Regions from separate parts of the Mus musculus genome. Here region 2 is linked to region 1. Evidence: chromatin loops called from intact Hi-C (ENCODE). Cell type or tissue: left cerebral cortex. All regions are shown on one strand. Each heading gives the region's core, and the rest is flanking DNA. Links, peaks and the distances in the headings are about the cores only.

The links. Hi-C counts contacts between places; a loop is a spot of excess contacts. Peaks named below come from ENCODE experiments on the same cell type or tissue, not always from the same donor. Only the 100,000 strongest peaks of a DNase experiment are listed, where the experiment ranks them.
Region 2: it touches region 1 in a loop (3-fold over the local background); 5 of 42 quality-filtered maps call a loop at or near these places.

Annotation. Positions count from the first base shown.
Region 1 is chr19:44,357,955-44,370,270 of GRCm38, forward strand. No RefSeq gene overlaps it. Among named protein-coding and RNA genes, the nearest start is that of Scd4, 31 kb to the left of the region's middle. In left cerebral cortex, for the core only: CTCF peaks have their summits at 5,707 (motif pointing right) and 5,909; DNase peaks (open chromatin) are centred at 5,686 and 6,247.
Region 2 is chr19:44,190,334-44,202,193 of GRCm38, forward strand. It overlaps Pkd2l1 (polycystic kidney disease 2-like 1), which reads right to left and starts at 2,109. Exons shown (of 15, transcript NM_181422.3): 1 at 1,707-2,109; 2 at 1,088-1,201. The coding sequence starts at 1,941. In left cerebral cortex, for the core only: a CTCF peak has its summit at 4,989 (motif pointing right); a DNase peak (open chromatin) is centred at 5,001.

The DNA.
Region 1 (12,316 bases), core at 2,427-10,426:
TGGGACCTACTCCAGTGGAGACTGGAGCCAAAGAGAGATTTCTCTCAAGAAGAGGTCAAAAGAAAAACTTGGGAGTGTGGAGCACTGTCTGTGTTCTTCATCAGGGGGAGTCAGCCCTATAAACTATTCTGAAACTATTTTCATATGAATTGTCTTATACAATTTTTGTTTCTTGAGATAAGTTCTCACTATGTAGCCGAGGCTGGTCTTGAACTCACTGTGTAGGCCAGGCTGGCCTTGAATTCATGGCACTTCTCCTGCCTGAGCCTCCTGAAGGTGAGCTTTGTGGCTGGAGTCTGAAGTCACCCTGATCCTTGTGAATCCCAGTGTAGCAATAAACGCATATTGTCCAGTTAGTTTAGAAGGGAGGGTGGTGATGCCTCAGTGATTAAAATCTTGAGGCCACAATTTTGGATCCCAGAGCTCACGTGACAAGATGGGGGCCCTACACAAACCTATAACCCCAGCTCAAAAGGGGACAGAGGCAGGAAGATCACTGGGGCTTTCTGGCTTCCAGCCTAGCCAAAAAGGTTGCTCAGGGGGAGACCCTGCCTGGAAAGGAACACACAGAGAGTAACTGCGGAGAACAGTTGACTGACTTCTGGCTTCCATGTGCACACACAAACACAGGCACCCCCCCCACCCCCATTCATATACACACAGAGATAGGTAGATAGATAGATAGCAGCTTTGGTTTTTTTTTTTTTTGTTTGTTTTTGTTTTTTTGTTTTTTTCCTTAAAGCCAAAGGTCTGGAGATGCAATGCAGTCCAGTGATGGAGTGTTTGTCTGGCATTCATGAGGTCCCGGTTCAATCCTCAACACTGCAAACAACAAAGAAAATGAGGTGTGTCCATTTTAAAGATAGTCCTTATATTAAATAATTATCAAAATCTTACATTAGCACAAGCCTAACATTCGCCGACTCTTGGCAAAGGCCCAGGAGCCATCCCTGGGGCAGCTGTACACCGCAGATCTGTGCAAGGCAAGCTCAATTGCAGTCCCTCTGAAGTGTGGGAGGAGTCGTCTTTCCCCTGCCAGGGGATCTTACAGAGCCACAGCGGTCCATCTTAGACCCCACTCCCATCCTTCTTTGTGTACCACAGCAAGCTCTGCAGAGAAAGCGGAGCTGCGGAAAAGCCTTTGACACTTGGCGTTTACACGAAGATGGGCAGGAACCCAGCAGCTTCAGGCCTCTTCTTGGCCTCGAAGAGAAGGTCACTGAGGGGCAGCCCAGGCCGCTGCCCCTGCCCCAGTAGCTGGCATTGTGGCAGGGGCTCACCCAGTCACTGTGCAGGCAGAGTTTTGTTTTGCTTTCTGGTCTAGTCACTGACTTCTATGGTGGAGACTTGAAAATGCTCACGTTCTCTATGCAGTGGTGGATGTGAACCTGGTTTTGTGTTTTTTTTAAACAAGAAGGAGAGTTGTAATTTGAATCTGAAATGCCTCCACTGACAGGTAACTGTTTTGAAGTCCAGTTCTCCAGTTGGTGGAGATATTTTGGGGAGCTCTGGAGTCTTTGGGAGGTGGGGGTCAGCTTGCAGCAGTGGGCTATTCAGGGCAGGACTTGAAAAATGATTTCTAGCACTCACTTTCTGTTCCATCATTCTCTGCTTGCAGATGCACTGTGATATAAGAGATGCCTCTCTAGAACTGAAGAGATAGCTCAGTGGTTAGGGGTGCATTCTGCTCTTCCAAAGGACCTGAGTTGTGCCCCCAGCACTTACGTTAGGCCTCTAACAACCACCTGTAATTCCAGTTCCACTTCTTCTGGCCTCTGTGGGCACCCACACACAGGTGCACCCACACACAGGTGCACACACACACACACACACACACACACACACAGAGAGGCATGAACACATGCACACACAGAGGAAAAAAATAGAACATAATGTCTCTGCCACAAGCTCCCACCACCATAAACTGAGTAGATCCACTGTGATTTCTCCATCTTCACACACTGGAAGGTTCTGTGAGGAACAGTAAACCTTTCCTCCCTTGGGGTCATCACAGTGCAGTGACAGCAGTTGACACAGACTGTGTTGTCTGGTTTTGTGTGTCCACTTAACACAGGCTGGAGTTATCACAGAGAAAGGAGCCTCCCTTGAGGAAATGCCTCCATGAGATCCAGCTGTAAGGCATTTTCTCAAGGAGTGATCATGGGGGGCGGGTGGCTCAGCCCATTGTGGGTGGTGCCATCCCTGGGCTGGTGGACCTGGGTTCTATAAGAGAGCAAGTTGAGCAAGCCAAGAGAAGCAAGCCAGTAAGGAACATCCCTCCATGGCCTCTGCATCAGCTCCTGCTTCCTGACCTGCTTGAGTTCCGGTCCTAACTTCCTTTGGTGATGAACAGCAATGTGGAAGTGTAAACTGAATAAACCCTTGCCTTCCTCATTTGCTTCTTAGTCATGATGTTTTGTGCAAGAATACAAACCCTGACTGAGACATAGGCTGTACCCTGAAACCCTAGGAAGTACCTTAGAAACAGCCAGGGAGCAGTCAGGGTAGCTAAATCCACAGGCTTTGGTACTTTTGTACAACTTCCATTACTTGATGGGAGTAAATCGAGTGCTTAGTAAAGCGTTTCTCTCCCCATCGGTTCCCGGCAGACCACACCTGTTGGCTTGGATATCCACCACCGCCAAGTAGAGTTGAACTCAACCCTGTATTGAATAACATTTGCCTTTTGTTAACTTGGGTGAGGGATTTCGCTGGGGGGCAAGTTTATGTGTCCGTCCTCCCCCCCCCACCCCCCACCCCCGCCTCTCCAAAGGCCTTTCTACTTACTAGCTCTAGATCTCACACACATGCACACACACACACACACACACGCACACACACAGGTATTCAAGCACGGACCCAACAGATGCTCACCCACACAGGCGTGTGCACATGCATACAGGCACACACACATGCACACAGGCACACACAGGTGTGTATGCAGGCACATAGATGCACACACACACACACACACACACACACACACACACACACACACACACACACAGAGGCATGAACACATGCAGTCTAGTCCCCAGACTCTCAGGGGGCTCTATCTCTTCTAAGTCTTCACCATGGTGATAGATCCGGACTAGCAGAAATACACAGCACTAAAATGATGCAGAAAGTGTAGAGGAGACATGATTGGCAGCTGTTCCTAACGGATGAGAGCAAGTGATGAGGGATCAGTGTAAACCTCTTCGCTTTACCTTTGTGTAAAACACAAACCTCCACATAAGATAAAATTTTACTTTAAGTAGAGTTAAACCGGGCATTGGTGGTGCACACCTTTAATCCCAGCACTTGGGAGGCAGAGGCAGGCGGATTTCTGAGTTCGAGGCCAACCTGGTCTACAGAGTGAGTTCCATGATAGCCAGGGCTACACAGAGAAACCCTGTCTTGAAAAAAAAATTAAGCAAAGTTGTCCTGAAGCAGTGATCCACAGGGTCTGCCCTCCCCAGACTCCTTGAGTTAAAATGAAGACACTCTAGATAGGATGCTGTGAACAAGACACAGGCTTTCTGCTGTCCAGGCTGTTGGCGTGGAGTGAGACCCCAGGAGGCTGTCGGGGTGAGCCAGAAGGATCTGAGTACAAATGGATGGAACTTGAAAATATTCTGAGTGAGGTCACCCAAAGGACATGCATGGAATGTACTCACTTATAAGTGGATATTAGCTGTAAAATACAGGTACCACACTCCACTCCACAGACCCAAAGAAGCTTAAACAGGAAGGAACAAGGGAGGAAGCTTGAATCTCACCTAGAAGGGAGAATTAAATAGCCATAATGGGCAGATGGAGTGGTAGAATTGAGAGAGAGGGGAGATGGGGCATTCAGGATCAGGTGTGGGGAAGGACAGGAGAGATGGCTAGATGGCCATGAAAATGAATGGAAATCTGTGACTGACAGGGATGAGGATGTGGGGGCATCTCCAGGATGAGACAGAGACCTGGGATGTAAGAGGTATCTAAGAACTGATAGGGGTGACCTTAGCTGTGACTCATTACACTGGGGGTATGGGACCTGAAGAGGCCACCTCCTGTAGCGGAGCAAGAACCCCAGTGGAGTGATAAAGACACCAACCCACTCACAGAACTTTCAACCCAAAATTTATCCTGTCTACAAGAAATGCAGGTATGGGGGATGGAGCAGAGACTGAGGGAATGGCCAACCAATAACTGGCCCAACTTGAGACCCATCCTATGGGGAACACCAATCCTAACACTATTAATGACATGCCACTATGCCTGCAGACAGGAACAAGTTGTCCTCTGAGAGGCTATACCCAGCAGCTGACTCAGACTGATACAGACATCCAAAGCCAAACAGTGGATGGAGCTTGCGGACTCTTATGGAAGAATAGGAGGAAGGATTGGGGCCCTGAAGAGGATAGGAACTCCACAAGAAGACCAACAGAGTCAACTAACCTGGACCCTTGGAGCTTAAGAGTAAGTCTGAGCCACCAATCAAGGAACACACACGGGCTGGACCTGGGCCTCCCTCACATACATAGCAGATGTGCAGCTTGGCTTTCATGTGTGTCCTGGACAACTGGAATGTGGGCTATCCCAAAAGCTGTTGCCCGTACGTGGGATTTGTCTTTCTAGCTGGGCTGCCTTGCCTGGCCTCAGGGAGAGAGGAAGTGCCTAGCCTTGCAGAGACTTGAAGTGCCAGGGTGGAGGGAACTTGGGAGGGGGCACCACCTGCTCAGAGGAGAAGGGAAAAGATTGTGGGAGGGGGTGACTGGAAGGGGGGCAGTGAGCAGGATGTAAAGTGAATAAGTAAAGAAATAAAATTAAATTAAAAAGCCGGGTGTGGTGGCACACGCCTTTAATCCCAGCACTGGGGGGGGGGGGGGGGCGGCAGAGGCAGGCAGATTTCTGAGTTCGAGGCCAGCCTGGTCTACAAAGTGAGTTCCAGGACAGCCAGGGCTATATAGAGAAAACCTGTCTCGAAAAAAAAAATTAAATTAAAAGCACCCACCGGACACAGGCAATCCGGGTGCTCAGTACAGCCCAGGATCACGTATAAGGCTTACAGCAGTCTCGAAGGCAGGCAGGTGACTGTCTCCGTTTGCTGTCAGGAACAGGAAACATTAGGAGACATTTTAAATCATCCCACAGCGAGGAAACTGTTAATTCAGGACACAAACCCAGATTTGACTGACGCTGAGGACAGCCAGGTCCTGTCCTGTTTCCCTCCCTAGGATACACTGAAGGGGACAAGGTGGGTCACAAGGCCACTCACTAAATGGGCGTCAGGGAACTGAACAGGCTGCCCTCGGCTTTCCCATTTCTTTGTAAACCACACATCAATATCATCTGGTGAGATTTTAGGAAGATGTGACCAGGTGCCTCCCCACATTTAGGAGTCAGACTTCCTTGGGATGCAATCTGGAAGTCTGTAAGAGAGTTCCCCTGGCGAATGTATGGGGAGCCAATTGGAAGCATCCCATGAACAGGCTGCCGAGAGTGGGAGTGGCTTCCTTCATTGAAAGGGTCAGATGAGGGAAATTCTAAGGAAGGTCCGTGGGCATAAAGCCGGCTAGCTTCCTTCCTCAATCTCCCCCTTCTCCTACTTCCCTGCCTGGTTCCTTCAGTAATGAAGTTTTCCTGTCCCTTGTAGGCAGGACAAGTGACACTTGGAACAGCAGCGCCGCACAATGGAAAGCAACAAACACTACAGCGCTATGCGCATCGCAGGATGGCACTTTAATAGAGCATGGGGCTGCAGGTGCCCACGTGTCCTGCAGGGGGCAGCACGTCCCTACGTGTTTACGTGCTGACCAGGTTGGCCTTCAGGATAGATAAGCCACTTCTGTGCCAGGTCAGAAACCACAAGCTCCGCGTTCTGAAACTAGAATACTAGCAGGCGAAACAAAAAGGAGAAGCCTGCTACAACCAATGTCTGTGCCTTCCTGGGTAGGGTAAAAGTATGGGTTTCCCCGGCCTCTGTGACTTTAAAAACAAATATTTGGGCTGAAGAGATGGCTCAGCAGTTAATAGTATCTGCTGCACTTGCAGAGGTCCCGGACGGATGCCCAGAATCTCGGTGCCGCTCACAACCATCTGAAGCCTCAGTACTAGGGATCTGATATCCTTACGTGTAGGCAAAACACTCATATTGATAAAATAAATAATTAGCAACAACAAAGATCACATCGACAGTTGCGCCTCCTCTCAGGCACATCTTGGGAACAGTTATATTTGTGCTACACGTGAGTCAGGCGTCCTGATGACATATGGGTTGTGTCACTGTGTCTTCTAATTATACACCATTTGCCTTGACTTCTGGCACAGTCACCCTGCTCCTGTCTGCTTTGCACTCCACCCCCTCGTTTCACACAGACACACTTTTTTTCAAAAGTTGTCTGATATTTAGGTAGACACAGCTCTTCCAGTGCCATGTTGAATAACGGAACTAAATTGATGCAGCTAGAAATAATATTGCTAGCGTACATATTAACACCCCTACCAGATTGCTTTCTCTTCTCTTTTTAAACTTAAATTGCTTTCATTGATATAATGATTGCACTTTATATTTTTGTGATGGTAATGTACACATTGTGTGCTGGTTACGTCAGGATAATTAGCAGACCATCACCTTCAAGCAGTTTTTAAAATTAAGTCATATTTATTTATGTAGGTGTGTATGTGTGTGTGTGTAGGTGTGTATGTGTGTGTGTGTGTGTGCGTGCATGTGCCTCCATATACATGTAGTCAGAGGATAACTTTTAGGAGTCAGTTTGCTCCAGGGATCAAACTCTGCCAGATTTGGTGGCACCCGCTAAGCCCTCATGCCAGCTTGATTTGGTGGCACCCGCTAAGCCCTCATGCCAGCTTGATGGAATGTTATTATTTCTTCATGTTGAATAAATACATTGAAATCCTCCCTTCTCCTTGGTTTTTTTTAAAGATTTATTTATTATTATACATAAGTACACTGTAGCTGTCTTCAGATGCACCAGAAGAGGGCCTCAAATCTCATTGCAGGTGGTTGTGAGCCACCATGTGGTTGCTGGGATTTGAACTCAGGACCTTCAGAAGAACAGTCCCTTCTCCTTGTTAGGAGACAGACATATCGGTACATTTTCTTTTCATCCCAGTGAGCCATAGAACCCCAAAACTTACTGTTGTCCGCACATCAAACCCACGACCAGCCTCACCCTAGCCCTCCTTCCTTCCTGTTCTCCCCAGCTTCTCACCAGGACTGTTCTCAGCTTCAACTCTCAGCTATCATTCAGCATTTTTAGATTCCACATCTGAGTGAAATCATAGCTTGTGTCTGCCTAATTTTACTTAATGTAAAGACCCCCAAGTCCACCCACGGTGTTAAAAATGGTGGGCTTTTCTTCCTTTTATAGCTGAATGGCATTTATGACTGAATAGCATACCACAGATTCCTTAGATAGTGCTCCTCCCATGCCCATCTGGGTTGACTGGGTTTCTTTCTTTTCTTTTTTTAAAAAATTAGATATTTTCTTTATTTACATTTATTTTTGTTTTGTTTTGTTTTTTGAGACAGGGTTTCTCTGTATAGCTCTGGCTGTCCTGGAACTCGCTCTGTAGGCCAGGCTGGCCTCAAACACAGAAATCTGCCTGCCTCTGCCTCCCAAGTGCTGGGATTAAAGGAGAGCGCCACCACTGCCCAACTTTATTTACATTTCAAATGTTATTCCCTCTCCTGGTTTCCCCTCCAAAAACCCCCTATCTCCACCACACCCCCCCCCCACCAACCCACTCACTCCTGCTTCCAGGCCCTGGCATTCCCCTACACTGGGGCATGAAGCCTTCATAGGACCAAGGGCCTCTCCTCCCATTGATGACCGACTAGGCCATCCTCTGCTACATATGCAGCTGGAGCCATGAGTCCCACCATGTGTACTCTATGGTTGGTGGTTTAGTCTGGGGTACTGGTAAGTTCATATTGTTCCTTTTGACTGGGAGTCTTATCTACTATGAGCAGGACTTCAGTAAACTCAGGAGTGCAGGTGTTTCTGATAGTCTGATTTCATCTCCTTTAGACAGAAACCCGGTCAAACTCTCTCCTGGTACTTCTACTGTCTCCTGTAAAGGCCGTGCTAGTTTGAATTCTCACTAGTAATGTGTGTGACATATGTGTGTGTGTTTGTGTGTGCATGAATGTGTTACCGAGCTACCTCCTGAACCTCTTATTTTTAAGATTTATTCTGACTTTCTACTTATTTTATTTTTAGTTGCAACGCGTGTAAGGCTTGAATATGTGTGCACATAAGTGTAGGTGCCTGTGTAGACCAGAGGCATTGGATGCCCTTGGAACAAGAGTTACAGTCATTAACTCCTGGCGAATCCCTTAATGTAGCTACCCAGGTCCAAAAGTACATCCTTAGCAAGAGCTGTCTGCCCACTGAGCCATCTTTCCAGCCTCCTGAAAGGTTCTTGAGGTTGTTTGTTTGTTTGTGGGTTTTGTTGTTGTTATTTTTTTTAATTTTATTTTTTTATTATAGGGTATCACCATGTAACTGTGGCTACTCTGGAACTCAATATATAGACCAGGCTGGCCTCAACCTCACAGAGATCCTGCCTCTGCCTCCCTTGCACTGGGATTAAAGGTGTGTGACACCACTGCCCAGAGGAAAAAATACTTTAGCAGAGTGGAAAGTAAAGAAAAATCAGGGAGAAGGAGAAGTGAAAACTAGAGTAGATAAGATTCAACTCAGGTGACCAAGAAAAGAATGTGGGCAGGGCTTGGAGGTTCCAAGGAGGGTCTAACCTAAGGCAGCCAGAAGGGAGGGGGGTAAGTCTAGTGTTTTCACAGACTGGAACTCCCAAGGGTGCATCATGGTCAAAGAAATGACTTACCAATCACAAATGGGCCTTCTGTGAGAGAAAACGGTAACTTTGTGTCGCTTTATTTTGCTTTTTTTCTGTTTATTTTGTGACAGGACCTCCCTATGTAGACCTGCCTTTCCTCAAGCCTGTCATCCCCCTGCCTCAGACTCCTGAGTGCTATTAGCCACCATGCCAGCTTCATTTCTCATTTTTGTGGGCTTTTCGCTTCTACGTATGTTCAAGAGAATGCAGAATGTCTGAGAAAAGGCTGGGGCTTCTGCACCTCACCCATGCCCCTTCCTCGACAGACCAACCATCTCTCTCTGAGGTACCCGATTGTCTCTGGAAGCATTCTGTCCTGTGGAGGATGAAATAATCCATCGATTTCCATGGTGTAAATGTGAGAAGATGGGATCTGGACCGGTGACTCGGTCACGGCTGTAAAGAAGAATAAGTAAGTCTGGAAGGAGTGAGATTGAGGGGCAGAACGCATTGGTTAATTGGGTTTCTGATTAACTACGGGTTAATGAGAAGACACTTCTGTCTGAAATCTCTCTAGATTGCCTCAGTCCATTGCCTCGCTTTAATAAGTAACCTAATGAACATAATTAAATCTCTTCTTACCGATTCTGCATCCTGCAGAGCCTTGGGATCATTGCTCTGAACACAATATGTAATTCTACCCTGCACTGTAGCTGCAGAAGGTACCGGAATTACAGGCAGCTCCTCCTCACTCCCTCGCTTTAAACAAACAAACAAACAAACAAACATGCCCACGATCTATATCTTCATTATATGTAAATCTATCTTAGTTAAAGCAAGTGCCAGTTGTGTATCATAGGATATGTCCAACCCTTTGGCCCATGAGGGGACTTGGAGATTGTGAAATGTAATAATGCTACATAAAAATAGAAGAAAAGTAAAATAAAGGGGGCAGGGAGCATGAGGACAGCTAGGGGACAGCCCGATCTGCGGTGAGGGCAGCAGGATCTGCTGTGAATCCGTAAGGTCTGTCCCCACGCTGGGCCACCACTGGCCTCACTGGGAGGCTCCTACTATGCCTCCCCGTCCCTGACAAAAAGTGGTGGTCATTTTTGAAATTGCTTGTTTTAGTGAAATGAAAATAAAATCCGCTAAAATGTCAGAGCCGGGGAAGGGGGGGGGGTGAGGAAGAGTCGGATTCCTTTTGTTCACTGATACATTCTCAATACACCAAGAGGGTCTCCCCTTGTGAAAGGTCTCCAACATGTGTTGGAGGAATGAAAGAACAAAACGGAGAATCAATATTTATTATGTACAAGTGTCTTAGTTAGGGTTTTACTGCTGTGAACAGACACCATGACCAAGGCAACTCTCGTAGGGACAACATTTAATTGGGGCTGCCTTATAGATTCAGAGGTTCAGTCCATTATGATCAAGGTGGAAACACATGACAGCATCCAGGCAGGCATGGTGCAGGAGGAGCTGAGAGGTCTACATCTTCATCTGAAGGCTGCTACCAGAATACTGGCTTCCAGGCAGCTAGGGTGAGGGTCTTAAAGCTCACACCCACAGTGACACACCTACTCCAACAGGGCCACACCTTCTACTAGTCACTCCATGGGCCGAGCATATACAAACCATGGAAACAAGAGTACTTGATTCTGTGGCGTTTAACATTGAATCCAATCCAAGAACACAGCACTGAAGTTTATAAAGCAGAGAGACGTGACTCTATTAGACATTTATCAAGATTGGTGGAACACAGGCCCCACCTTAGTTAGCTTTGATGACAAATTAAAGCTTTCCGTGGCTGTCAAAAATGGTCTGACCAAAAATAAAACATCAAAATTCTACTCAGGCAAATGTTCCATATGGATTATCACACATTCCTTGAAATAAGGCCAACGGGGCCATCAAAACTTGGAAGCCGAAAATGCAGAGACTATACCCGGCAATTATTATCCACTGGACCCTTGACTGGAGTTGCAAGGACTGGCAAGTGTGCTTACAGGATGCTACGTCTGAGGATATGCCTCAGACTCAGGCAGGGAAGGAGGAACCTGCAGAAGCCCTGCTCTAACGGACCAGTCTAAAACCCATCAGTGCAGGCATCTATGGTTGTGTGGCTGCTGTGTTTGGACAGACTCTTGGTTTTGACAAAGATGGCACTTACCTACTGGAGTGCACTCACCTTCCTAATCCAGAAAATTCCAGGCCTCCAGATCCTTTGAATTTTGCTTCCCTTTCATCATCACTAAGCCATACTTTTTTTTTTTAAAATAAGTCATGCTTTTTGAATGGATTTTTAAAAAAGATTTATTTATTTATTATATGTAAGTACACTGTAGCTGTCTTCAGATACTCCAGAAGAGGGCATCAGATTTTGTTACGGATGGTTGTGAGCCACCATGTGGTTGCTGGGATTTGAACTCGGGACCTCCGGAAGGGCAGTTGGCGCTCTTAACCACTGAGCCATCTCGCCAGCCCCCAAGCCATACCTCTTTTGAAGTTAAGAATATTTGTTGATTGGGTGCATCTTAGGGACCCACTGAAGGAGCCTCTGCTGCACTGTAATGATCTGTGGACATTTAAAACAGGGAGTGTGAGGGGTTTGGAAAACCATCCCTGGGTAGATGAGATGGGTAAGCGAGAGGGAAATGAAGATTTTTTTTTTTTAAATTACTCATTGTGAGTGGATGTGTACGTGGGCTGCACTCACATTGTGGTCAGAAGATAGCTTGCTGTTCTTGCCTTCCACATGTGGGTTTCAGGAATCAAACTTAGGCCATGGGACTTGGCAGCAAGCCACTTACCCACTGAGCCGTCTCATTGGCCCAACGCTCGTGTTTTTAATTAAGTCCCAGGCTCGGATGATTTTGAGTGCACCTCTAAATCCCTTAATCCTCATAACCTCAACTGCACACTACAAACAGCGCTTTGTGGGGACAGTCACACAAAACCACACTGCCAGCTGACAAAGTCCATTGAAAACATCCTTGCTATCGTTTCCTTATTCCTTGATGTCACCTGGTTTCTGAACACACCCAGTGAGAGCCTGCCATACCCTGGAGAGCCTGCCCTCTGGGGAGAGATCGGGCTTTCTGTGCTCTTGACCTCAGATGCCTGCTCAATCCTCTCTACCCTCTTCTGAGCCAGCACTTTTGGAGGTGAATGAATGACAAGGCGGTGAATTGACTGGACATAGAATGCGAAGAAGAGGGGATGCTCTCGAGTCCCCTTAGACTGAAAAGACAGACTTCAGGGAACAAAGGGGCCAAGAATGGGCTGCCTGGGGAAGCCGTGTACTGCGCAGGTTCTAGACTGCAGGGCTGGTGGGATCCAGGGCTCTTACAGGTCGGTCTGAGACCTGGGAAGGCAGGGGTGTCTGGAAAGGGTGGACCTAGATTTCTGTTCTACAGTCTTGAAGAGACACAATAATCTTAAAAAGACTATTTTATTTCCTGCTTTCTTTTAAAAAATGGATTTATGTCTGTGTACCATGTGCATTCCCAGTATCTGTGGA
Region 2 (11,860 bases), core at 1-8,000, 170 kb before region 1:
CTCTCTGGTAGTCATGTGCTCCAAGAGCTTTTGTCCGATCACCTCTGCCTCAGGTTTCACTGCTCGCTTTAGGAGGGAAAGACTCCAAGAAGCACAGGCTAGGCCCAGCAAGTGCACCTCACCAGCCACCAGAGGAATGCACAGCTATGGCAGGACCAGATGAAGCTTCCAGTCACACCTCTCTTATTAGACCTTCACCCTCACTTGCCAGTGATTTGCGCATCCTAAGAAGCAGAAAGCCAGCCGGGTGTGGTGGTGCACACCTTTAATCCCAGCACTCGGGAGGCAGAGGCAGATGGATTTCTGAGTTGGAGGCCAGCCTGGTCTACAAAGTGAGTTCCAGAACAGCCAGGGCTATACAGAGAAACCCTGTCTCGAAAAACAAAAAACAAAAAGAAGCAGAAAGCCTGGGAAGACAGGATGCTGCGGTGGGGGGTGGGGGTGTGTGTGTGTGCAAGCTTCAACTCTGGTCAGAAACACCAGTTGCTCTATAACTCTTAGCTGAATACGCACAGCATAGGTCCCCTCACCTACAGGCCGAGTAGCATCTGTGTGCTCCAGCTTGCTCACAGCCTACACTGTGGTATTGCTACATCTCTGAACCTGGACATCAAAGCTCCCCAGATAGTGTCCCACACTATTGAACCCCAAACCCTCTTCTCAGAAACTCTCCGAAGCCTGAATCATTTTCTTTCTGGCCCTAAGAAACACGGATCATGTGTTACACAGTAACCAATCACACAAAACCCACTAAATAAAAGAGGGGACCCTCTACCCTTTACAAAGGGTTCAACATTTCCACCGGTCAACACAATACGGTGGCTGCTGGCTCAGTAGTAGGCACTTGGATGTGAAAATCAGGTTACCTAGTAATCTCAGACGAATCTCCTTTTATTAACAATATTTCCACCCACTGGGATTCCTCCATTGAACTCAGTGTGAGAAGCCATAGGAGTTGCTTATTGGTATTTACACAAAATTCCCAGGATCCGCTTGCCTAACACAGATGAATACTGCCTGGGAGGTACAGACATTTTACACACTCGTGCCTCTTACAGGCAGATGGTCACAGGCAGCGGCTACTCACACAGACAGATGTCCACGAGGAACACTATGTATACCACAAGCTCCCTCAGGGTGGTCTTGACATAAAGCTCCCTGTTCTCGGCTGTGTTCTCAGTCAGCGTTGTCCCCCACAGTCCTACGGGCGTAGAAAGAAGCTCTGAGTCCCCAACAGCACATCATTTTAGTTATCCAGCCCTCCCTGTCCCTACCCCATCTCCACTGGTCCTTCCTCACCCATCCTGTAACCCCCGGGACCTGACACCCACACCCCTGCCTCCCTGCCTGCCTGCCTGCCCTCCTACAAAGTCTCTGTGAGAGACAGGGTGAGGTTACTGGGTCAGAGTGAGGCTGTGAACAGGGCAGGCATCTGTTTCAGGTGGGGTGGTCTAGAGCCTCCTCACTTCAGTGTTCCATGAACCACGCTCTCCCACAACTCCTGGATTCCAAGGTAATGACTGTGCTAAGTGAGCTTTCTGGCAGACCAGGAGCCAGGCGTCTGTCCTGGGGCAAGCAATCCTAACACCAGCTAATCAAAGACACCAAGGTTTCTTCTTTGGGTCACTTTTGTCCCCCTCTCAAACCTAAGGTCGTCCCTTCTCTGACTCTAACTCTCCAGGAAAACCTCTCCTTGTGCCCCGTACCTCTGATGCTCCGACAGATATGGAGACAGCAGCTGGACACCAGGGTTCTCTGTGTCTTCTCCTGGCATCTGACTTCTGGCTTTTTGGGTTGAGTCTCAGGGAGAGCCACACTGGAGACAGTGCAGATCCTCAGCGTCCTGTTCGGGGAAGGAGGGTCGCTGTAGGCAGGATTGTCCCAGGCTCTGTTCCCCAGGGTTTGTAGCTCCTGATTCTTGGGGCTTTCCATACTATTCATGGGGACAGGAGGTAGAAACCTGCCACCACAGGTGCCCACTCTCACAGGAGACACAGGGACAAAGACCCAGACTGACACTGGTAGCAGAGAGCCCAGGCAGTATTGTCTAAGAGCAGCTGATCCTTTCAACCTCGGCCTCCTGTCTGGGTGGGGGAGCTGAGCTCACATAGGAGAGGGAGCAGGAAGGATGCAGATGGTCATCAATCCTTCAATGAGCTCTCTCTCTCTCTTTTCTCTCTCTCTCTCTCTCTCTCTCTCTCTCTCTCTCTCTCTCTGACACAAAAGGAATGGAACTATAAGGGGAACTGGAATTGAGAAAAGAAAGGGGTGTGAGGATGTTATGCAGACAGACTAGAAGGATGGGGGAGGGGAGCAGGGGGGTGTGCTAGGGCCAGATAGAACCCGGAGTAGGATGTTCAAATCTCCAACTGTTGAGTTGGTCAAAGGGCAGGGACAACGGGGGAGGAGGGAGGGAGCAGTAGAGAAGCTAGGAGAAGAAAGGGTTGCAGAGCTCTGTGGTGGGTGTGAGCTGATACCACTTAAAAAAAAAAAAGGCTTAAAGGGACTACCATGGATTAGGGTGAGGACCAAGCCCAGGGATGTGTTCCTTGACAGCTCTATCAGTAGTCTCCCAGGCCCTTCAGTGTGCCTCCTTCAGCTGTCCCCTGGTGACTGGAGAAGGAGGCTCCCAGTGTGCCCTTCCCTTAGAGGTCAGTGAAAGACACAGGTGAAGGCAATCAGGCTGTCAGATCTTAAGAGATAGGGTCTCTGCTGGTGACAAGAAAAGGAATGCAGAGTTCCAGGCTGGCTTTCTTTCCCTGACGTTTGGCTTCATGGCTTAATGGTGACACACACCCTTAGAGATGGACCTCTTGAGCATGTGGGGCTGGGTAGGGAAGGCATAACTCGGGGCCTAGGGCAAGGGTGAGGTGACATCTGTCTGTACCAGATGATCTGGTCAATCTTTTCCTGGGACGTGACTTAGCACTAGAACTGTAAGCTTCAGCATAAACTGAGTCCGAGAGCTCTTGGGACCAGCAGCATCCCGTCTTGCTCGCTTTCCTGAATGGAGACTTGGCGTGGACCTCTGGTCACAGTACTGCTTGTGCCCAGCTCTGGCCTTTGCTCATTTGCCCAGGTTTCCCTGTAAGCAAGAGCTGTGGCCCAGAATAGTGCTCCTGCTGAAATGTTGGTAGTTGTTCATCCAAGGTGCTGCAGGGGACTCTTCTAACCAAGGATCTTTGCCTACAGTTACTTTAGCCACATTGGCTTCAAGTCTGCCTTCAAGTTCAGCAAAGCATAGCAGCCTGGAGGAGATCTCCAGCCTCAAGTACTCCCAGAGGAAGAACTTAACCTGGTTTAAGCTCCACCCCCTGATTAAGCCATGTTTCCTAAATCCTAAGACAGGGAAGAAAGGTCATGCTCCCTGAACCTGTGACATGAATTTCTTGGCCAAGGCCAGGACACTGGAAAGGATTGACTCTCTCCATGGTCTGACCCTCCCTAGAAGGACAAGTGTCCATCTCTCCGCTGTTCCAGTCAGTGAGATCCACTGCGGTGCCAGCTTTCCTTGGAGAGAAGGGCGAGAAGCTGGGCCGGGGGGAAGCATCTTGCATTGGATCAGCTGAGCGAGGAGGGAGCCAAGAGCCTTTTAGGCAATTGCACAAGGACTCCAGACTTCTATCTAACTTTGGACCCTGAGGTGGAGTCAGGAACAGGGTGACAACAGTGTGGTCCTTGATAAAGCAAAGGGAGGAGCATTCAATGGCTTCCCAGTCCCTTGGGCAATCCTGAATTCTGGAGGAAGCCTGAGATCAGCTGAGAGAGGTCTGAGTGGACCTGAGGACACTCCTCCTCGCGTGACAAGTCTCCTCATGTGACAGAGCTCCAGGCCACATCGTCACTCTCCTGGAACCCATCCAGTCCCTTTTCCTGCTCATGACTGAGCCCTTTTCCTCGTGTGTGGATCACACTATACCGCCCTATGGGGCAGGCTATGCCGCGCAGGTTGAGAAATCTCAGAAGAAAAAGAAGTCACAAATCAAATAAAAATTTCATGATGATTTTTGTTTGATATTTCTTCAAGTTCTCAAGCCCCATGGGTTCTTGACTCTTCCTGTTTAAAAAAAAGGGGGGGGGCAAACAGTATTGATGGGGGAAGCTCAGACTCTCAAAAGTGAATTTGAGCAAAACTCCTGGGTCTAACGCTGCCTCTCTAACTCACCAGTGGTATGTTGCAAAATGAGAAGCTAGCAGGGTGTTAAAGAAAATAGCTCCCCTGGAGGGTTGTCTCGGGCTAAACTACCAAACTTTATAAGGTTTTATAAGCTGTGTTCTTAAAGCACAGGGCAGACTTCACATCTTCTGGTAGCATCCAGCCCTGAGCTGTCCACTCACACAGCTCATTGTAAGGTGGACACTTTCAGGAAGCACTGTGTTGACATCATCTCCGAGTGACATGGAGATCAGGATGTACCCAAACAGCTACATGGGGTGATAGCTGTGGGCTGGAGGGACTTGAAAATTGTGGAATGACAGAGCTCTTAACTAAAGACAGGTCATGTGGCCCATCAGTACCCAGATCACACTTGGTCAAGAAGCCCATTAATCCTCTCAGTAGGTTGGTCTCCTTTCTCCATTGGCATGAGAATTGGGTCTGGTGCTCTCCTGGTGTGGAGCGGGAGGATGGCCACCCCTGTTTTCCACCAGTGTGTTCCGTTTCTTGACATGGCTACCTTGAAAGACTTCTTCAGAGCTTTCTGGGTTTACCAGACTCTGTCATGCTGGGGTGTCATGCTGTGTGTGACAAGAGCCACATTGAGTGGGATGGCGGGTCCCACTGCTGCTTCAGAGAAAGGGTGAATGGAATGTGTCGTGGCATATTATCTCAGCTAACTCGCATGGTGTAAGTTTTTGTTGCTAGATAAAGATTACCTGGAGATCATAAAGAGAACCTCTTTCCGAATTAGGCTTCAGGGAATTTATTCAGGGACCCAGTGAATTAAGTCCTTCGGCAGAAGGCACTACATAAGTGCTTTGTCCTCTGTGACCACCAGGTGGCGGCAGGATGGGGGCGCAGTTCCAGCTCAGTACAGATGAAGACTCTCCTGAAAGAAAAAAAAATCAGACAGGCACATTTGGAAAGCAGTCTACTCAGCAGGTCCAGGTGCCTTCCCCTCCCCCCTGTCCATTCCTTTTTCCTTTTTATTTGCCTATGGGGAAAACTCTCGTCTGGATCTGTCAATATGAATCTTAATCCCCAGGGATTGGTCATTACAGAAGCTGCCTCACCATCTCTATGGCCCTAGTTCCTCAGAGAAACAGGCCAGAGTGCAAGACTTTTAGTGAGGCTATCCCTGTGAGAAAGCAGGAGGTGGCTGAGTTTACCATGCGTGCGTGTGTGTGTGTGTGTGTGTGTGTGTGTGTGTGTGTGTATCATTCCTGATACTCATGTCTGTCCCTGAGTGAGGGAGACAGGGGGACAGAAGGTTAGTGAATGGCTGTGGTGTAACCTAAAACAGGGTTGGTTAGGGCCTTCGGGGAATCAAAAAAAAACATCAAGGGTGCTGGGTTCAGTGCTTGAGTGCACTGGCTGCTCTTCCAGAGCACCCATGTTTAATTCACAACACTCACTTGTTAGCTCACGACCATCTATAACTCCAGTCCCAAAGCCCTCTTTTGCTCTCTGGCGGCACCAGGCGTGCACTGGGTGCCCAGACATACATGCAGGCAAAACACCCAATACACAAACAACAAAAATAAATCTTTAAAAAGAAACAGACCACCAAACAACCCCTGTATCCCCAAGGACTGGGCTTGCTCCCCTCCCTGATTGGCCTCTCTGCTTCTGAGACATTAAGGAGAACGCTGCCCCAGGCAAACAATCTTGCTCAGTGGCTCTCCCTGTCTCTGTAGTTGAACGGTGAACAACATCAGGTCAATGCCCTTTCTTTAGACCCAGTTTCTCAGGTTACTCTACCCTGAGTCAACAATGAGGTCACCGGAGGTGTGCTGGCTAGTTTTATGTCAACCTGACACAAGCTAGAATCATTTGGGAGATAAGATAACTCAATTGAGAAAATGCCTTCATAACCTGTGGCCACAGGCAAACGTGGAGGGCATTTTCTTAATTAGGAGTTGATGGGGGAGGACCCAGCCTGTTGTTGATTGGGCTATCCCTGCTGGTAGTCCTGGGTTCTATAAGAAAGCAGGCTGAGCAAGCCATGTGGACCAAGCCAGTAAGCGGTACCCCTCCACGGACTCCAAATCAGCCCCTGCCTCCAGGTTCATGCCTTGTTTGAGTTTTTGCCTTGGCTTCCTTCAGTGATATGGAAGCACAAGACAAATAAACTGTTTCTTCCCAAGTCGCTCTAGTCATGGTGTTTCATCACAGCAATGATAACCCTAACTGGGACATCTAAGCAAGGCCAAGTAGGTGACAAATCAGCCACAGCTTTGCCAGGTGGCCCAGAGGGTCTGGAGGCTGATGTCATGTATCTGTAATATGTAGGTGCTAATATTTGTCTGTGGAAAACAACAATTTGTAAGCAGAGTACTGGGGGATGAGCCAGTAGCTGCCTGCCTTGTCCTAGGGTGGCCACAGTTAGGGTCCCAAGCTGACTCTGGGCTTCTGTGAGTGCTCCTGAAGGCTGAAGTTCTGTGGTGGCATCGAGGGCCCACTGAGCATGGGTCCTGGGCTTAGCTCTTCTCAACTGCTGTCCTCAGCTTAAAAGGGGATAAATGAAACCAACTCTCTGCTGCTTTAGCAGAGGACATGGAGAAACCCGGACCCCACGATCACATCTGGACCAGAGAGTATTGCAAATCCAGAGTGAGTTAACCCTGAGCTTTGAAGGGGAATTTCCCAGACCTGGCAAGGTAGCTGTGAAGTCTGGAAATGCACCAGGTTACAGTCATGTGTGCTTTGGACGCCAAAGGCAAAGCTGAGGGCACTGTGGGTTTTCCTTTCTCCTCATGGGCAGGAAAGATAAGAAGGCGAACTAGGTCAGAGAGGGGGGTAGAAGACCTCCGCAGTTAGCCTAAGGGGAACTTCAAACTGTCTCTTGCTGAAAGATCAGAACCACAGTCCAGGGTGTCTGCATCCTGGAGTGGGTTCATGAGACAAGGGTGGATGGTGGGACTGAGAGAAACAAGTGCTAATGAATACACTTCAAACTTTCTGGTTAGCAATAGCTACATGTCCAGCTCTGGAACCTTCTGTGGAATTCCCAATGCTGGGAATTTATCTGATATTTGCAAACAGCTAACGTGTAGCCAGCCATGCGCAGACTCTAGACCTCCCAGCCCAGAGCACACAAGAAGAAATTTTTAAATGCTGCTCTGTTACCTCACCGTAAGCCTGTTCCCTAGTCCTGTCTGATTCTCGGAGTTGCTGTACTGAGATGGCCCCTCTCCCACTTCCCCATTTAATACACTATGGTTGTGTTCTGTGCCATTGCATGCTGGCATGTACAGTTTGCTTGGGGGTTTTGTCCACTTTGTCTTAGAAATGTGTGTGCTCAGGCTGGGTGTGGTGCCACGTGCCTGCAATATCAGCACTTAAGAAGTGGAAACAGGAGAATTGGGAGTTCAAGACCAGCCTCGGGTACATAGAGAGTTCAAATCCAGTCTGGGATACATGAGACCCTGTCCACCAAAAAAAAAAAAAAAAAAAAAAAAAAAAAAAAGCCAGACATGGTAGACCCATGGTAATCCCATTAGGAGGCAGAGGCATGCAGATCTCTGAGTTCAAGGACAGCCTGGTCTACAAAGTGAGTTCCAGACAGCCAGAACACCCTGCCTCAAAAAACAAAGAAAGCAAAGAAGCAATAAAAATCTGTGAGCTCCCAGGGGTGGCAGTGAACTTGACTTAGTTGCCTCACATGAAGAAGAGCCTTGGCTTTCTGCTGAGCACATGGGATTCCAATCCACAGGGCAGGCAGCTACCCGGGTGTAGGAGTGTGGGATGGAGAAGCAGAAACTCCCAGTTCTAGTTCTGAAAGATAGTCATGGATAAGTCCCTGTTCCCCTGAGAGGACACCCTAGCTTCCAAGAGGTGACCGTTTCTACTTGGGGGTAGTCTCGGCATGGGGTGATCTAGACACATCTCTGCTGTTCCTGAGATCCAAGATGGCTGTAGGTTTAGGACACCAGCTGGAGCCTTTGCAGGGATCTGGGGAAGGAATGTGACTATGGTGTGCCTTTGGTTCTCTTACGCCTGTGCCTTTGGCCTTGTTATGGCTGCGTTACAGAGACTCCGTGAAGGACTAACATAACTCGTGCAGGTGTCTGACTCAGATGGACGGATTCAAAAGGGAACCTGTTTATACTGCTTTCTGGTTTTGCTTTTTTAAATCTTCTGAGCTCTTGAGCAGAAATGTTTCGACATGCTTGTTAAAGGCTGGCAAGATGGCTCAGGGGGAAAAGACATTGGCTGCCAATCTAAATGACTGAAGTTTGATCCCTAGAACCCACGTGGTAGAAAGAGAAAAGCAAATCCTGACTGTTGACCTCTAACCTCCACTTGGGCTCTGTGGCTTCCAAATCCTCATTCTCATTCCCCAATGTTAGTGCAACACACACACACACACACACACACACACACACACACACACACACACACACTCCTGAATAAAGTATAATGAATTTAAAGCACCTGTTAGCATGCGTCTCTTAGCCATCCTTGTAGCCTGAAGCACCACCACCTTCCAAGTTTCTATAGCAACTTCTTAGCTAATTTCTGTAACTTTAGTTTTTTCAAACCTTTTAAAAAAATTATTTATTTATTTATTTATTTATTTATTTATTTATTTATTTATTTATGTGTACAGGGTTCTGCCTGCCTGTACACCTGCAGGCCACAAGAGGGCACCAGATCTCATTATAGGGAGCTGTGAGCCACCATGTGGTTGCCGGGGAATTGAACTCAGGACCCTCAGGAAGAGCAGTAGGTGCTCTTAACCGCTGAGTCATCTCTCCAGCCCCCTCAAGCCTTATTTTTAATAAGTGTTCTTAAATGCTTTAACCTCCTGTGTAGCCCACCACCTACCAGAGGTAGTAGAAAAGAAAGGATACAGGGGAAATGAACATGTTAAGAAAGGTTCTTTGAAGCAACTCCCAACTATGTTGTCTGGAAATCAGCAGTTAGGTTCCCAGGTTAGCAGGCAGCAGCAGCTCGATCTACTCGAAAACACCTCACAGATACACCAGCAGTCCAGTTCAGTAGAGTAGGGTTTGCAGCAGCAGCAGCAGCAGCCTCAGCCTCAGCCTCAGCCTCAGCACAAGTCCTCAAGAGAAACCAGGAGGAACTCCAGGAGTTCTCAGTTGTGCCTCTCTCAGCGAACAAAGATCATCAAAGACATGAGACCCACAAGCATTGCACAGTTAGCTGTACCAGCAAGCCAAGCTTAGCCTCCATCGCTGTCCAATTGAGTCCGTGTCCTCCGCGGGCCTTGCCTCAGCATGTGCATCCAATCTGGCCTTGTCTGCAGAATCCCGACAAATGCAGCTCAACTACTCGATGTACCAATACATGTGTGTGTGTGGTCTTAGCAAAGAATCCTTCATCACGTGTCCTTTCTTTTCTTTTTTTTTTTAAAGGAGCTTTTTTTTAATTTTATTTATTTATTTATTTAATGTAAGTACACTGTAGCTGTCTTCAGACGCACCAGAAGAGGGCATCAGATCTCATTACGGGTGGTTGTGAGCCACCATGTGGTTGCTGGGATTTGAACTTCGGACCTTCGGAAGAGCAGTCGGGTGCTCTTACCCACTGAGCCATCTCACCAGCCCAGTCACGTGTCCTTTCACATGCTTGCTTTAGCAGAACATCCTCTCTCTCCCCCGTGTCTGCTTCAGTGAAACACTCCTTCATGTGTTTGCCCCAGCGACACCTTCCAACACAACTGACTTTCAAAGAACCCTTAAGTTTCCATTTCAAATTTCTGTCTCTGTAAAGCTGACTTTCTGAGCATTTCCTACAAACACCATTGTGCAGTATGCGCCTCTCTGTGACTGGCTTCCTTCCCCCACCATTCGACTTCCAGGGCTCACTTATGTTTTAACCTAAGTTTCACTTTATGGCCAAATATATTCCTTATTATTTATTACTATCCTTTACTCAGTGGATTAAGGTTTGTGTTGCTTCCATTTTTGATGCTTTGAAATTCATTGAGGTATGTGTGTGTGTGTGTGTGTGTGTGTACATGTACATCTATTTTCATTTCTATAGAGTATATACCTATGAGTAAAATTTGCAGAGTATAAACAATAATCTTATAGAACGAGCAGAGTGGAAAACAGTTGGTATGGCGGTTTGAATGAAAATGGACATAGAGGGTGGGGCTATTTGAAAGGATCAGGACAGATAGACATGTTGCAGGAAGTGTGTCACTGGGGGTGGGCTTTAGGGTTTCGGAAACTCATGTTGGGCCCAGTGGTTCTCCTTCTCTACCCCACCCCCACCCCCACCCCCCAGACTCCCTCTATCTGCTGCATGCAGATTCAGATGCAGAACTCTCAGCTACTCTTCAGTCATGTTTGACTGTATGCCGCCATGCTTCCCACGCTGACAGTGGACTAAACGACTAAACCTCCGAACTGTAAGCCAGCCCCAATTAAATGCTTTTCTTTATAAGGTTTTTCGTGGCTGTAGTGTCTCTTCCCAGCAATAGAGCACTGACTAAGACAGGAGGGAAGATAGGGAGTGGCTTAGAAATCATGAGTCTTGACAGGTCTCTCCCCCCCACACCCACCCCCACCCCTGTGGCTAAGATTAAGGGTAGAGACTGGTGAGAAAGCTGGGTGTGGAGGAGCTACACACCTCTAATCATGGGGCTGGAGAAGCTGAATTAGAAAGACAGTGCATCAAAGGCCATCCTGAGCTTGGATTAGGTGATAAGATCATCTCCCAGAAACAAAGTAAGCAAACTAGCAGACAGAACAAGACAGAAACGGGGGAAGAAGAGGGAAGGAATGGAAAAAAGAAAAAAAGAAAAGAAAAGGGAAAGGAACTGGTAGGAGCAGAGAGCTTCACGACCTAGATTCTGCTAAGCAGAAAGGGGAGTTAAGTCTGAGAAAGACGTTCCAGGTAAGATCATGGGCTACTAAAGTTCTAAGAAAAGGAGTCTGCGTGTCAATGCAATAAGAATTGCCGTTCACCATGCAGTTGTACCAACCGGTGACATAGTCAGGACAACCTTACAAAGCACAGTGTCGCTCCCATCACAGAGCTTCCATGGTGAAGCTGCTTCCTCACCTCGCAAGTTTCAGAAGCAGAAGCTCAGCCTGGTTCTTCTCTTTTCTCTTTCCCTTCTATATAATTGTGTGACACCGTTGAGATCACGTAAATGCATAAGACTGAGTCCCATGGGGCTAGAAAGATGGCTCAGCAGTTTAAAGCATTGGTTGCTCCCACGGAAGAGCAGAGTTTCCGTTCCCAGCAGGCAGCTCACATCCATCTTTATCCAGTTCCAGGGGATTTGCTGCTTTCTCCTGACCTCCTCAGGCACCAAGCTCACATATGGTGCACATGCATGTATTCAGGCAAAGCACTCACACACATAAAATAAAATAAAAAACAAATTTAAAAATTTTTAAAAAGATTATATCTAACTTGTGAATACCACCGATAGCATGAACAAGAGTTCTAGAGCGTTGATCTAGACTGCAGCTTCCAGAACTTCAATACACAGTTCTGTGTCTACTCAGCTTCACCACAAATGTCTGGTGCAGCCACAAGTAAGCTTTCTGACCTCTCCACTTCTCAATTTCCTCCTCTAGACAATGGACCCAGCGAGTACCCACCTTCCAGAGCCCCGGTATGGCTCAGCAAACTGTCTCTTGCGAATTGGTTTGCATGAACCATTCTACACCTGCTCTCTGTCTTATTTCTATGCCACACACACTGGTCCTTTAGACT